Linked DNA regions of Homo sapiens: all the other regions are linked to region 1. A link is an interaction called in ENCODE POLR2A ChIA-PET data of the cell type or tissue named here. Cell type or tissue: GM12878. All regions are shown on one strand.

Region 1 (5,000 bases):
GCACAGAGACCACAGGAATCCACTCCTACTACCTAAGAGACGTCTTACAGAAATTCCTTTGAGTTAAAGTTTCCCCTGTTGAAATCACCTCTGAGTGAGTGAGGAGACTATCTTTCAGTCACACCTTAGTGGAGAATGTTTACTTAGGTTGTTTTTTCTTGACTCCTAAAAAAAGAACAGCAGCAAGAGGAAGTTGGGTGTTTCGAATGGAGACAAAGAAAGAAAACAAATGTGATTTGAGGCCTCCTAAGAAGGACTGTCTTGAATCCAATGCTGGGCTTGAGATGTGTTGAGAAGCACTTATTGAGCTACTACTGTATGGCAAGCACTTTTCATACATTATATTGCTTCCTCTTCACCCCTAACAGTGAGTTACGATTAACATCTTCCGTTTACAGATGAGAAAACCAAGGCTCAGTAATGTAAGTAACCTGACTGATGTTATAAAGCTAGTGAGGGGCTGAGGTCCCATCCAGACCAAGATTTCTCTGACGCCAAAGCTTGTTCTGTTCCCATTACACTGAGCTGGTTCCTCTGGGAAAGCATCAAAGACACACTTGGTACACTCAGAAATAAATGTTCCTTAAGGCCAATGCCTATCTGACTCTAACACCTTCTTCCAGAGATTAGGAAGGAAGCAAATTGTCCTCATGCAAGGCAGGCCTTAAGAGAGAAGGATCACCCCCACCTGTTGGAACATCTTGTCTTGGAGAGATTAGGGGGCCACGGGTTGTGGACTGGAATGGCATGTGTCATCCTCCTTCGGCTCAGATATCATTCCTCCCTTATGGAGAGAGGCAGCTTCAAAGGGGGTCAGAAACAGAAACTGAGCACAGTGAATGAGAGGCTGGAGAGGCAAATGTCCTCCTGCCACCTTTGATGGGGCAGAGGCATCCATGTGGGGCAGGATGTGCTCTGTTTGGTGGTATTGGAGAGGGGGTGTCTAGAAGCTAGTCCTGTCCTGCTCCATCAGTGGGGTTTACCTGGGGATCACACACTCCCTCATAGTATGTAGACGCCACTGTGCACCTGCATGCCGAGAAAAGGCAGCGGGCCAGGAGGACCCCCTGCCTCTTCTCTAATCATATCCCACCCACCCCTATGCCATGACCTAGGCTGCAGCTGCTCTCTAAGGACTCCTTGGTCCTGCACCCTCAATATTCTGGGAGATCACAGGAGTTGCCCTTTGGGCAGATCCAAGGACACCCAGGAGCAGCATCACCAGCACACGTGGGCAGGGAAGGCATAGTTCCTGCCACAGAAGCAGTGACACAGGGAGCAGGATACCTCCAGGGTGAGAGACAACCCAGGGATGTTGTGGGGAAATGGGGAGCAGGAAGAGATGGCAAGTAACACACACTCAGTGTTTTCTGCATATCCCAGTGAATCCTCCAACTATCCCCATTCTGCAGAAAATTTCAATAACTTAGCCAAGGAGCCAGGATCAACCAGGTACTTCCACCAAAGTACCTGTAACAGAAGACAAGAGTGAACGTCTTTCCCTACATGTCTGCCTGAAAAATACGTTTTTAACTTAACATTCACATGAATTTTACAGTCTAGTGCTGCCTTAAGATATCCATGTTCATTTCAATGGAAAAATAATGTCTTTAGTTAACTAACTTAAAAAAATTAACCATCTGTGAAATCACGCTAATCCCATGAGTACATTTCTCAGGGGTACCACCTCGAGGGGCACAAGAATCTTGGGCCAAGTCAGGGCCACACCATCCTGCTGCCCCAGGCACCATGAGATGCTCCTTCTTTTCCCAACTTGGAGGTTCCAGGTGTTCATTAGGAGATGCAGCAGGTTATAAACCATAACTCAGAGAAGAGGAATAGTGGGGGGCAGCAAGCAGGAGACGACGCAGCACAAAGAAGCCCCAAGAAAGGTGATCGACAGATCCAGACCAACAGAGCCAAAGGAACACAAGCACCTCGGGACTCCAATCACTTTGCCCTCCTCAGGTTTGTGACCAACACTCCGGTGATGAAGGGCTAGTAATCAACAGTAAGCTCATGCACGGGAATTCCCTTCACTGAGCCTCTCTCTCTCTCTCAGTCTCTCTCTCTCTCACACACACACACACACACACACCCCACAGCACCACTTTGGGGGAAGGAGAGGAGATATTGCAGAGCTAGAGTTTTGGAACTGGAACAAGGAGGGACTTTCTGGTGGATCAAAGTATGCTAGAGATCAGGCAGTACTAGAGCCAAGAGTTTGCAACCAGGCAGATAGGGATCCAGTGGGAGCACACTGGCACCAAACACGAAAGTCATCTGGCCTCTGAAACTGGCTTTTATGAGCCAGTAAGTGTGTGAGCTTAGATCATGGATAATTTTCAAAGAAACCACTTGTATCACACAGTCCCTATTCGAGAACCCAAAATGCTTCTGCACTAAATATTTGAACCCCTATGTATTTAATGGTTATCTAGTCAGTCCATTGTTGCCTAGACAAAGGCAAATTCTCAGGAATCTACCAAGACCATAAGTTTTAGAAGGGCAGGGATTCGGTCACTGTGGTCACCACTATATCCCTAACTGCTAGCACATAGTAGGCCCTCAATAAATCTCTGCTCATGATTCATTCACATTCATTCAAAATAACACATTTGTTCACCCTGCCTCTTCCACTCTCCTTTTATAGGGAGTATTAACCAAAAAGGTTATTGCAGGCTCTCACAGAAGAACTTCTACATGAGTAAAAATTCTGCATCACAGCAACTGCAGTGGTGTCATGTCAGACATGTTTTTGCTCAAAAGAATTCAGTTAACACCCACAAGGAAGGGAGGTGGACACGTACACACACAAACACACACTTCAATCAGGAACTCGGTGATCACATGCCCACGGTGAGAGAGAAAAAAGGAAACACGACCCCACAGCTTCCTCTGCATCTCATTCCAGAAAGCTTTTCACAGTGTGAACATCTCACAGAGCTGACTGGGATTCTAGTGTTTAAAGAAACATATTTTTCATACAAGTTGGCCCCTAAATGCAAGCCAACTTCTTATCTGGTGCTCAAAGAAACAGCAATGCGGCTCCAACTCTGCAGGCCAAAGTGGCTGTGTTGGCCTCCACAAGGGATAGTATACAGGCCTCCATGGTGGCACCTTCCAAAGAGATTTTCAAGAGTAATTTTGACTCTACAAGACTTCTACCTCACACATATAGGGGCTTAGCCACCCAGCGAGCTATGACCCCTCTAACACAGTCTGGTATATCACCCAAACAAGGTTAGCCTGAAGGAAGGAGAAGTTCTCAAAGGAGAGCATTATACATCTTGTTACACAAGCGGTCTATAAAGTAAGTCTGTTTAATGTAGACAATGTTATTTTTGGCATATCATCTTCCAACCAGTTTTCTGGTTTTCAAAATAATATCTACGAGGTGATTACTCCAGAGAGCCCACTTGGAATTTTTCTGATTTTTTTTCTAATTTATTTCAGCACATGTTATTTCAAGATCTCTATGAAACATATTAAACACATTTAACCTTACCTAAAATAAAACCAACTCATTAGATGATATAAAAAACATCTCATTAGCAAAGCACTGATAAATATTTTCTCTCTTCCAGCTAAGCATTGCTCATTATACACTTGAGCACTGTGCAGTCTTATCATGCCACAATTATCAGCCTCATACGCTGAGCCTAAGCATAAAACTATTATTGAGCAAATAATGGAATTGGACCTGTACACTGCTAAGCTCCTGTAGACTGGCTCATACAATCTGGCCGATTTATATAGCCAGTTTGAACCAACTGCACGTTTTCATAAACAGGCAATTCTCACACTTTTAATGATCTGATTTATTAGACCTTCTAAGTAAACAAGCTTAGAACTCTTTCTCTTTTTAAAAAGGTACATACAGCAACTTTAAGATATTATATGTGTATGTATCTTGGCAATACTACAGCACCTTTAAGAGGGTATATGTATCTTTGGGAAGATAGACTGTTTTCTAAAGCATAGTCTAGGTTTCTCTAATGCTATGTGAATTTTAGAATCACTTTAAGGCAATCAAGTCACTTTGGAGACAAAGAAAGAATAAGATGAAGGTAGCAACTGAAAAGCAACCTCAGATAAGCTATAGCTATTTTCATATTCTTTACCCCCATAATTTTTGTGGGAAATTACTATAAGGAAATGATCAGAGATGAGCACAAAGATTTATGTTCAGGGTGTATATTAGGGTGTTGGTTATTATAGAAAAAAAACCAAAAGCTTCTTAATTGTCCAATCTCAGGGACATAATAAAATATGGCACATCAAAATGATGGGATATTATGCAGCTATTAAAAATGTCATTTCAAATAATTTTTAAAGACTTGGAGAAATATTTATCATATAGCATTAAGTGACAATTTAAAAAAAACAGTAAACAAAACTATATCCAAGGCCTAGCCTAGTGTCTGGCACCTGGCAAACATGCAAAAAGAATTTTGTTGCATTAAGTAACATATACAATGAGATAGCAAGTCTATATTTTAAGTAAATATGTACATACATACATAAAGAGGAAGAGTAAGAGAAAAAAGACCAAGTCAGTAGTATTTATGTCTTAGTGATTAGATTACAAGTTATTTTCTCCTTTTTTCTTTTGCTCATCTGTATATACCACATCTTACAGTTAATACCTATCACTGATATAGTTGGGAAAGAAAAGAAATGCTATAAAAACTAAATGTGAAAACACACATTTACATGAAATTGCATTTTAAATGGAATTTTAAAAGAGTAATTAGAACACAGAAGCCTGCCAATCCCAGCAGCAACAACAGAAGCAAAGTCTTGAATTGGAAGGTCACATATGCCTGTTCCCAAATAGATGCTCCAAGGCAGGCCAAACTGGAATTCTGGGACTAGAAGAACAGCTGGATTTTTTTGTTTTTGTTTTGTTTTTTTTGAGACAGAGTCTCACTCTGTCACCCAGGCTAGAATGCAGTGGCACAATTTCCACTCACTACAACCTCTGCCTCCAGGGTTCA
Region 2 (5,000 bases), 93 kb after region 1:
CCAACCCTTCAGAAATAAACTTGTTAGATGCACATGTTATTTGGGTTCAATAAAATAGGATTTTGCCTGGGAGGACCCAAGGTATTTGCTAAAGCAACACCTCTGAAGAAGGCTAAGGTGGGCCCCAGCTCACAAGAGACAAGCATGGCCTTTGTAAGGATTGCTCCCTTTATCCTGTAAGAAGTTCAAGAGGATTCTCAAAGAACCACACTGAGAACAGCCCCAGGGGTTCTGTGTCCCCACAGCCAGGCTCCTGGAGATGCCAGAAGACAAACTTCTTGGAGAAAGGACTCCTCACCCTTAGACAAAACTCAGGATGTGTTTACCAAACCTGGGAAACTTTAAAGCTGCCACAAACACACTTGGGAGAAAATCAGAAGTTCATAAAAGGCAGATACTTTTTGAACTGAGATTCCACAAGATGAGAAAAGACTGACATTGAAATATGTGAGGAGCTATCTTAGAATGTTAGAGCTTGGAAGAATTTAGAGAATTTTCTACCTGTTCCCATTTTGACAGACAAAGAAACGAAGGCCAGGACTTACCCCAAACCATACAACAGTTAGAAGAACCATGAGTAGAATCCACGTCTTCTGATTCCCAATCTAGTGTTATTTTTAAAACAAACTAAAGCAAAACAAAATTTTTTAAATAAAAAAAGCAAAACTTTTAGAGACAGGTTAGAATTGTAATTAATTTCCATGTCTAGGCTCAAACAGATGTTTCCACAAGTCTCCCTAATTTTACTAAAAGCTCTGAAAGCTTTCTTAGGGGAAAATGGTCTTCTGGTATAAAAGATATCCTAGAAAGCTATGCTTGGATGCTTAAGACTCCCCAGGATGGGAGCAAGGGGACTCTAAGCAAACAAAAACCAAGAAATGCAAACAATTATCGACTTAGTAATCCCTGAAACAGCCCAAAGTGGACTATATATTTATTTGCTTAGCTCACTTTATAGAATATAAATTTTAAGTTTTCAAAAGAGGAGGCAAGTGAAAAGATCCTTAAAAATTATGAATATCATAATTACAAGCTGGATTCATGAATCATTAATTTCAACCTCTTAGGCTACCAACATATTTACAAACATAAACACTGATAAGGGCAAATACCTGCATTCCCGACCTCTGAAAGCAGCCAAAGCCAAATAATATATTGGTTAAAAGGTTAAAAAGGAGTAATCTATAAAGAGGGCAATCTTAGGCCAGGTGTGGTGGCTTACCCCTGTAATCCCAGCACTTTGGGAGGCTGAGGCAGGCAGATCACATGAGGCCAGGAGTTTGAGACCAGCCTGGCCGACATGGTGAAACCTCATCTCTACTAAAAATACAAAAATTAGCTGGGCGTAGTGGTGCAAGCCTGTAATCCCAGCTACCCGGGAGTCTGAGGCTCAAGAATCACTTGAACCCCAGGAGGGGGTCGGCGGGGGTTGCAATGAGCCAAGATTGCACCACTATACTCCAGCCTGGGAAACAGAGCGAGACTCTGTCCCAAAAAAATAAAAATACAGAATAAATAAAATGGGTAATCTTAGATTATCTATGAATTGAAGTAGGGTGGAGAATAGGAATTAGTCCTAAGTCATTGACATGGGTTAAAATCCTTCTCTGGAACTTGAAGCTGTTTGACTTTGTTACCTGGAAAGCCTTATTAGAGCTCATCTGCAAATACACCCTTCATAGGCACATTTGTAAGAAATGCTATAACACAAACCATGTGAAGAGCATCGGTCTCCATTACAGGCACCAAGTCACAGAAGGGAGAGGGCAGAGCTGAGGCACCATAAAGGCATCCAGTCCAACCTCTTCATTTTACAAAGAGAAACCTGAAGCCTACAGAGGTTAACATGTCTTGCCAAGGGTTGGCTAATGTACAACATATGTCACTTCTCCCTTCCCGTGTACCCATAGCAAACACTGGTAATCAATCACACTTTCTCGGATCCTTGACTGCAAGAGTCAGAATGTTTCTATCACATTACACCTGCAAGTCCTGGACCGATCAGAACTCATGTGTGACATGGAAGCTGTTTCCCAACTCTGCACAAGGTCATAAAACAATCTTTGTAATACCTGCACCACTGTAGACCTGACTCAAAAGAGACAGAGTAGTCTGCTAGTCAAACTAGTTTACTGTCACTGTCAAGCCTGTGGTGAGCAAACATGGAGTCTATGTGAATATATGATGACCACATATCCAGGTTTACCCAGGACAGTCCTGGCTCACGTCTATTTGTGGCTTCATATTGAGTAGTATCACCTATGATTCTCAAACGGATAAAAATGATATAGTCATCCTAGTTCTGTGTAGTTCCTAATCATTCACAAACATTTATAAATGTTGTTTCATACATGATGTGTCAGGAAAAAAAACAAAAACAACAACAAAAAACACTTAACCAATCACCAGGAGTTTTCTCATACAAAGGGGCTTTCAAATAATACTAAACCCAACCAGTTTTCAAGAGGGACTCAGGGACCACTGTCCAAGCCAATCTTTTTTATATATTGAGCTTCAATATGAAATTTCTTCGGGGGAAAAAAGGAGTGTCATAGCTTAAACAAATTTGGAAATCACAAAATTATCAGATCTCTGTAGCTCTGCCTGTTTTTAAATTATTTCGTGCTATACTTTAGCCTATAAAAATTCACATTATCTTGTAGAAATACAAATCTTTTTAAAGAATCTTTCATTTCTGTTTCTGGTACAAACAATTTGTGCCTTTTTGAGTTCGTATTTGCTCTCTGTTTACAGCAAAAGAGGAAGTAAAAAGTTGAAATCTTAAAAAAGAAAGAAAGAAAGAAAAGAAAAAGAAAAAAGTTAGTTCCATTAATCCAGAGCTAGAGCTTATGTGCTGGCGTTGGCTAAAGAGCCAATCATATATGTAAGAGAAGAATAAGTTTATTTGGAAAAGTCATTGGTGTAGAGAACACAGATATCAGCTATGTGCACAAGTGAAAGGTAATGATATTATCACACGAAAAGTTTAAAAATTTTAACTGGCTACCCAGACAGAAGACTAGAAGGAAACATATCAAAATGTCAAGAATAGTTATCTCTTGAGTATACAGGCTTCAGATGGTTTTAAAATTTTTTGGTTTGCTCATCTAGCTTTCTGCTTTTCCTATAATGACCGCAGTTCGTTTTATATATATATATATATATATATATGAAAAAAATCACTGAACTACCAACACATCATTCACCGGGGTGAGGAAATGGAGAGGCTAATGGGAAAAGCCAGGTATAAGCCAGGCAGGGGCAGAGGCCTCAGAGCAGCTCCTTACTATGTACAGAAATGGGTCTGGCCCAAGAGGCAGAAGGAGTTCAGGGAACGCTGTTCATCCAATGGCTTCTCTGTAAACAAGATCAGACACCCATTAATCCCATGGCTGCACTGCCCTTTCAACTATGAAAAGTATAGCCTTGTGGTCAGAGCCCCACCTGTGCAATCAGACTGCCAGGGTAGGACAGTGTGCTAGATCACTTACTGGGCGTATGACCCTAAACCGGTCAATTAGCCTCTCTATTCCTGTTTTCTCATCCATAAAATAGAAATCACACCACCACCTACCTCCTAGTGTGGCTATGAGGATTAAGACATGATTCACTGCAAAGGCCCAGTATACAATAAGAGCACAATAAATGTGTGACATTATTAGGTCTCTGCCATGAAACACCAGCCTCAAGTGCACTCTCAAAACCATGTGATTGGGTCCTGAAACAACCAGAAAAGGTTCTAAATAAAGCCTTTCTTTTCCCTTCTTCTATGCTGAAGACAGGACTACAGCATACTGTTTGCTTTAACACCAGTGCTCTAGGGAGCCATGGAAGAACAAGGGCAGCCCAGTAAAATATGTAACACGTCCCAAGGCCCCACACTATGGGCTAGAAATCCTGCTCCCAAAGTTACACAGGATTTCTAGTCTCTTGCCACTGCCACCGCTGCCAGCCACTGCCTTTGGCAAGAAGGTAGGTGACTCAAGTGTGAACTAGGACTTGGCAAGGGAACACCAAACCAGAAGGCCTCCAGGCAGGAAGCTCCAAAAAGGCCACCTGCTGAAACAGTTTGTCTGCAGGCAGCCTCCGAGATGAAAGTAGTGTTCTGCCATCATTAACAAATGCAGGTAAGAATAGTGGACACTTTAAACATGCAACAGAACTTACCATCCTAGCTTCATAACTCTGAAAATAAATTTCGGGTAGAGATCCAGGCTGAAGATACGACCACACACTTAAAATGACTACAGTGCCTTTAACTATATGACATAAAGAACACCCTAAAACAGTCAATATCAAATCAATTTTCAAAAAGGTTTCATGGCTATCTTTGAGTCAAATGCCTTAGATCTGTATTTAACAAAATTTTCTTTCCCAAACTTAAAATTATCTCACTTTACCAAAAAATATAAAACTCCTAATGTCCACATACAAGGAACTAATTACATTATTATATTAATGACATAGTTGAGGATGTTCTATGTTACACAGGGTAACCAGTTCCTCCCAGTTTGCCTGGAATTTTCCCGGTTTTAGCCCCATATGCTGGGACACCAGTCAATCTGCACAAACCAGGATGGTTAGTGCCCCCTAAGGCTGCAATAAAAATTATGTGTGCCCTGTGAAGAGGAAAACAGAAGGGACACTGTTACAAAAGTTACAAATGCAGAAGTGCTAAATGCCAAGTTTGTTTGTTTGTAGTGATAGCTCCCAGTTCCTTTTTTACAGTGAAAAAAAAAAAAAAAAGACTAAAAATTACACTGGTCTCTCCCTTTTTCTTTTTACTCTCCTGAAAAAAAAAGAGTTAGGAAAAAACATTTTCCTTCTCTTACAAGATTGAGAGGTCACTACAGGACTGACTGCTGAAGTAGTGTCTGCTTCACCTAGCAAGCTCCTGCACCCAGCTTTAGCTGGAGAGAAAATGTCATCATCTGTCACCCCTGACTTTTGCCACATTTAAAGACAAATCCAGACAATTTGTGTTTCAGGTTATCAACAGT
Region 3 (5,000 bases), 81 kb after region 1:
ACCTCTGCAGTTTTTTTTTAATGTAGTACATTTGTGCCAGGCACAGCAGCTCGCACCTGTAATCCCAACACTTTGGGAGGCCAAGGAGGGAGGATCCCTTGAGGCCAGGAGTTTCAGACTAGCGTGGGCAACATAGGGAGACCCTGTCTGTACAAAAAAAACAAAGATTTGCCAGGCATGCTGGTGTGTACCTGTAACCCTAGCTACTTAGGAGGCTGATGTGACAGGATCACTTGAGCCCAGGAGTTCCAGGCTGCTGTAAGCTATAATCACACCACTGCACTCTAGGCTGGGTAACAGAGTGAGACCCTGTCCCTAAAAAATAAATAAGATGTGGCCAGGCGCGGTGGCTCATGCCTGTAATCCGAGCACTTTGGGAGGCCAAGGCAGGTGGATCACCTGAGGTCAGCAGTTCAAGACCAGCCTGGCCAACATGGTGAAATCCCGTCTCTGTTAAAAACACAAAAATTAGCTGGGCATGGTGGTGGGCCCCTGTAATTCCAGCTACTTGGGAGGCTGAGGCAGGAGGATCACTTGAACCCAGGAGGCGGAGGCTGCAGTGAGCTGGGATCATGCCATTGCACTCCAGCCTGGGCAACAGAGCAAGACTCCATCTCAAAAAAATAAATAATGTATAATATTTGGATAAAAGTGCGGTAATTTACAGGCATGAGCCACCACACCCAGCCAAATTCTGCATGAGAAAGTGGAATAGAAGTATAAGCTCAAGGAGAAAAAGGAACAATGTAAAATTTCCAACTATCGAATAATGCTTGCTCATGTATTTTTTTTAAATTATACTTTAAGTTCTAGGGTACATGTGCACAATGTGCAGGTTTGATACATATGTATACATGTGCCATGTTGGCTTGCTGCACCCATTAACTCGTCATTTACATTAGGTATTTCTCCAAATGCTATCCCTCCCCCATCCCACCACCCCACGACAGGCCCCAGTGTGTGATGTTCCCTGCTCTGTGTCCAAGTGATCTCATTGTTCAATTCCCACCTATGAGTGAGAACATGCAGTGTTTGCTCTTCTGTCCCTGTGATAGTTTGCTGAGGATGATGGTTTCCACCTCCATCCATGTCCCTGCAAAGGACATGAACTCATCCCTTTTTTATGGCTGCATAGTATTCTACTGTGTATATGTGCCACATTTTCTTAATCCAGTCTATCAGTGATGGACATTTGAATTGGTTCCAAGTCTTTGCTATTGTGAATAGTGCCACAATAAACATATGTGTGCATGTGTCTTTATAGTAGAATGATTCATAATCCTTTGGATATATACCCAGTAATGGGATTGCTGGGTCAAATAGTATTTCTAGTTCTAGATTCTTGAGAGATCGCCACACTGTCTTCCACAATGGTTGAACTAACTTACACTCCCACCAACAGTGTAAAAGCATTCCTATTTATCCACATCCTCTCCAGCACCTGCGGTTTCCTGACTTTTTAATGATCGCCATTCTAACTGGCATGAGATGGTGTCTCATTGTGGTTTTGATTTGCATTTATCTGATGACCAGTGATGATGTTGCTCATGTATTTTTTAAGTGAAGGTGGGACACTCAAATCACAATAGTGTTTAAATTCCATTCAACACATTTTAAACAGTGATATAATGTTTCCATTTTAAAAGTCAACATTTGTATTATGCCAGGAATTACATCCTTTGTATCTTTCCAACTTTGTGATGAAAAACTTTAGATGTCAACCCCCCAAAAAATGTGCAAGGGAATACATAGCGTATAAAAATCTTTTGGTGGTAGGGGTTGGGGATAAAAAATGTTGCCATGAGCTACTTGTAAGCATCAGTAGATGGCCCAGCATGGCCATCCTCTCAGTCCACCCAGGATCGGTGATGGAAATCACACTCTGCCTCCTTTGGGCCCTACTTAGCAAGATGCTTTAAACCAAGAGTGCACATTAACAGTGACTTCCTGTGCAAGTCTTTAAAGAGCTGTCCCAGTTAAAGCCTGTCCAAAATCTCCACAGTACAAAAAAATGGTGAGTAAAACATTTCTTCCCATACTGTTTCCTTGACTGGAGAAGTTGTCCCAGATCTGTTCATGTCATGACACACTAAGCCATCAGCCACACATTCTTGACTATACATATTTATCAAGACACCAAGAAGAAAAAATCCACCAAACAAATATTAGCAATATTTTATATCACCAATCTTTTTACTAGGGTTATTTACATAACCAAAAATTAATCACTTCCTGTCCTTCCTCTGTTCATGGTAAAGATCCCAAGAGGAGAAAAAGAAGGTAGATAAAGTAGATAAAAGAAGGGAAGGATGGTGAAGGAAAAAACACAGCAGCAGAGACTGGCACTACATCATTCACTTATTCAATAGTCACTGCTAATCTACTACTACTGAGTTAACCAGAGTCTTAGATACTAAAAAGTTGGGGTACAAACATTTTCCCCCAGAAGTGAAGAGAAATTCAGTGGCTTAGCTCCAACCTTCCCAAGACACACACTAATCAAGGGGCTAAAAATGGACTGAAACCAGAAGTGAGAGCCTCAATGAAGAAACTTTCCCCACTCCATGTAAGCAGGAAAATGAAAGAGTTCATTAAACATATCTGCATTTACACACATCTAAAGATTAGGCAGTGCTGTGACAAATGTTCCCTTCAGATGGCCAATCTTAAATACATCTCACAAAATTCTAAAAAAAGAAAACAAAGCATATTAGAGAGGAATTTTGGGGATGAGGGCATGGGAAAGCCTTAGTATTTCAGGATTATTACCAGTCACAAGTGTTTTCAAATAAGAATGAAGTTCCACGGTCTTCTGTGTATCACAAAGATCTTTACCCACAGGGGAACGATGAGGCAATATCCTTATGGCCTTGCACACAATGGGCTCCTTCTTCTAGACCAGCTTAGAAGTGGGTGATACATTCTAATCTGGATAATGCAGATGATACGATACTAGAACCACATGATAATTACCCAGGCGGCAGCCTTCAGCATTCTATCACAGGGTGTTTATACAGCATTTTAGGCTGTATCCTAAATATAACTGCAGAAATGACACGTGATTTTATAAGTGCTGTTTAAGAACAGGATAGGCAAATGAAATGCACCTCAGACTGAGCCAGAAAAAATAAGAGCTCTACCTCCACTAACAATCAACAAGCAAAGTAACAGCCACTGGCCTCGGTTTCTCCCTATGAAAAATGGGGATTCTAATGCTCATCTCCTGTCTTCACCAGACAATTTATAATATTGTTCAGAAAATGCTGGAGGTCCCAGACAGCTTAGGTACTCGGTCACTGTCCATGTTTTCTAAAGTTGTACACTACATTAATTTCTTTACAAATCTTTTAAACAAGTTTCTTTAGTCTTAATTCTCTCTGAAGGATAGAGAAAAGGAGGTCAGTCAACACGTGTCATCTTTCATATAGAAGTTAGTTTCACTTCTGAGAAAAGTGAACCTTTATATGAAAGATGACATGTTGACTGACCTCCTTTCTGGCCTCGCTAACCAGTTCAAGGTGCCCATCTTCATCCAAGATCAAACAGAACTCCAGGCCTAGGAGGAGTTTCATAATAACTCAAATGACTCTGGAAGTACAAGAGCAAGAGTCAGATGCTCTTTATAATTCTAATGAAATGAACACTGGAAACCACACACACACATATTTTCATTCTCTCTCTGTCTCTCTGCACCACCCCTCCGCCCCAACACACACACAAACTTATAACCCACACAGAAATTACCAGACTTAGCTTCAGAGAGAACCTTCTAGAATAATGAGCAACATTAGATTAGTAGACAGCTTTAAGATTTATTTTTAATTGTATAATTTCCATTTGTAATACTTGACCTTTAAACTGTGTTTGCTTAAAATTAGCCTCCTACAAAATTAAGGCTATTTCCATCCCCATATTAATCTAGAGTCTCTACTTGGGGAATAGAAAATATTAAGATTTCTGTTTTGCTCTCATATATAAGAAGTAAAGATCTCTCTTCCCCCATCTTGGCTCTTTGAGTGCATCAAAAGTACATATTAACTGTTTCTGAGTCCACATCTGGAGTTTAAAAATCCTATAGAAAAGGCAAGTGATTTAAAATATAAACATATGGCTTCCTTCTCTACAGTGATTCCTAGGCAGAGGGAAAAAAAAGTTGAGTACAAACAAAACTATTGTTTTAAGGAGGATTGTTTCTAATTGAAAGCATACCAAAAAAGCTAACTAAGCTTCTACTTTCTCCTGGAGAAAATAATAAAAGCAAGAATTCCCACCTCAATCTAATTAAATCTAGATCAAAGTGCAACTTAGGTAACACTAGGACTGTAAGAGTGTAGCACTCGATTTCTGAAGAGGATGGCCCCAAGTCTGCCCTTGAGTTAGAGCAAGAGGTTGGCAAATTTTTTCCTGTAAAAGGCCAGATAATAAATATTTTCAGCTTTGCTGACCCTATAGTCTTTGCCACAACTACTCAACTCTGCTGTTGTAGCGCCCATAGACAAGACGTAAACAAATAATACAACTTTATTTATGGACAAAGAAATTAGAATTTTGTTTAATTTTTATGTGTTGCAAAGTATTATCCTTTTGATCCTTTTCAATCACTTAATATAAAAACTATCCTTGGCTCACGGGCCATTTAAAGCAGGCAGCAGGCCATATGTGTCCTGTGGATAGTAGTCTGCAACCCCTGGGTTAAAACTATAGAAGACTGGAGCAGCTGCAAGAATAAACTCTAAAACAATGTCCTCATTTCTTAAAGAAAACTGAGGCCCAAGGAGGTATAATGACTGGCCAGGATCTCACAGCCAATTCATGGCAGGAATGGAGTTAAGAAAAATACTATTCAGCCTCTGGAAGAGCTGGTTGAAAAGGTAAAAGCAAGGCTGGGCACGGTGGTTTGCTCTTTCCTATAATCCCAGCACTTTGGGAGGCTGAGGTGGGCAGATCCCTTGAGTTCAGGAGTTCAAGACCAGACTGGGCAACATGGTGAAACCCTGTCC

The links. ChIA-PET counts read pairs that join two places held together with the same protein. Peaks named below come from ENCODE experiments on the same cell type or tissue, not always from the same donor. Only the 100,000 strongest peaks of a DNase experiment are listed, where the experiment ranks them.
Region 2: POLR2A ChIA-PET joins it to region 1 with 13 read pairs; 15 of 35 experiments call an interaction of 5 or more read pairs at or near these places.
Region 3: POLR2A ChIA-PET joins it to region 1 with 27 read pairs; 14 of 35 experiments call an interaction of 5 or more read pairs at or near these places.

The regions. Positions count from the first base shown.
Region 1 is chr2:197,209,978-197,214,977 of GRCh38, forward strand. The region is part of intron 1 of ANKRD44 (ankyrin repeat domain 44); the gene reads right to left. Among named protein-coding and RNA genes, the nearest start is that of ANKRD44-AS1, 14 kb to the left of the region's middle. RefSeq lists an enhancer at 2,815-3,054. In GM12878, no CTCF peak of the experiment used is centred here; DNase peaks (open chromatin) are centred at 94, 2,183 and 2,834; H3K4me3 peaks cover 2,627 bases; H3K27ac peaks cover 4,946 bases.
Region 2 is chr2:197,302,822-197,307,821 of GRCh38, forward strand. The region is part of intron 1 of ANKRD44 (ankyrin repeat domain 44); the gene reads right to left. Among named protein-coding and RNA genes, the nearest start is that of ANKRD44-IT1, 2.8 kb to the left of the region's middle. RefSeq lists enhancers at 1,974-2,103, 4,569-4,618, 4,659-4,738. In GM12878, a CTCF peak has its summit at 4,599; a DNase peak (open chromatin) is centred at 1,982; H3K4me3 peaks cover 4,759 bases; H3K27ac peaks cover 5,000 bases.
Region 3 is chr2:197,290,893-197,295,892 of GRCh38, forward strand. The region is part of intron 1 of ANKRD44 (ankyrin repeat domain 44); the gene reads right to left. All of the region lies in intron 5 of ANKRD44-IT1 (ANKRD44 intronic transcript 1), which reads right to left. Among named protein-coding and RNA genes, the nearest start is that of ANKRD44-IT1, 9.1 kb to the right of the region's middle. In GM12878, no CTCF peak of the experiment used is centred here; a DNase peak (open chromatin) is centred at 2,887; H3K4me3 peaks cover 3,486 bases; H3K27ac peaks cover 3,858 bases.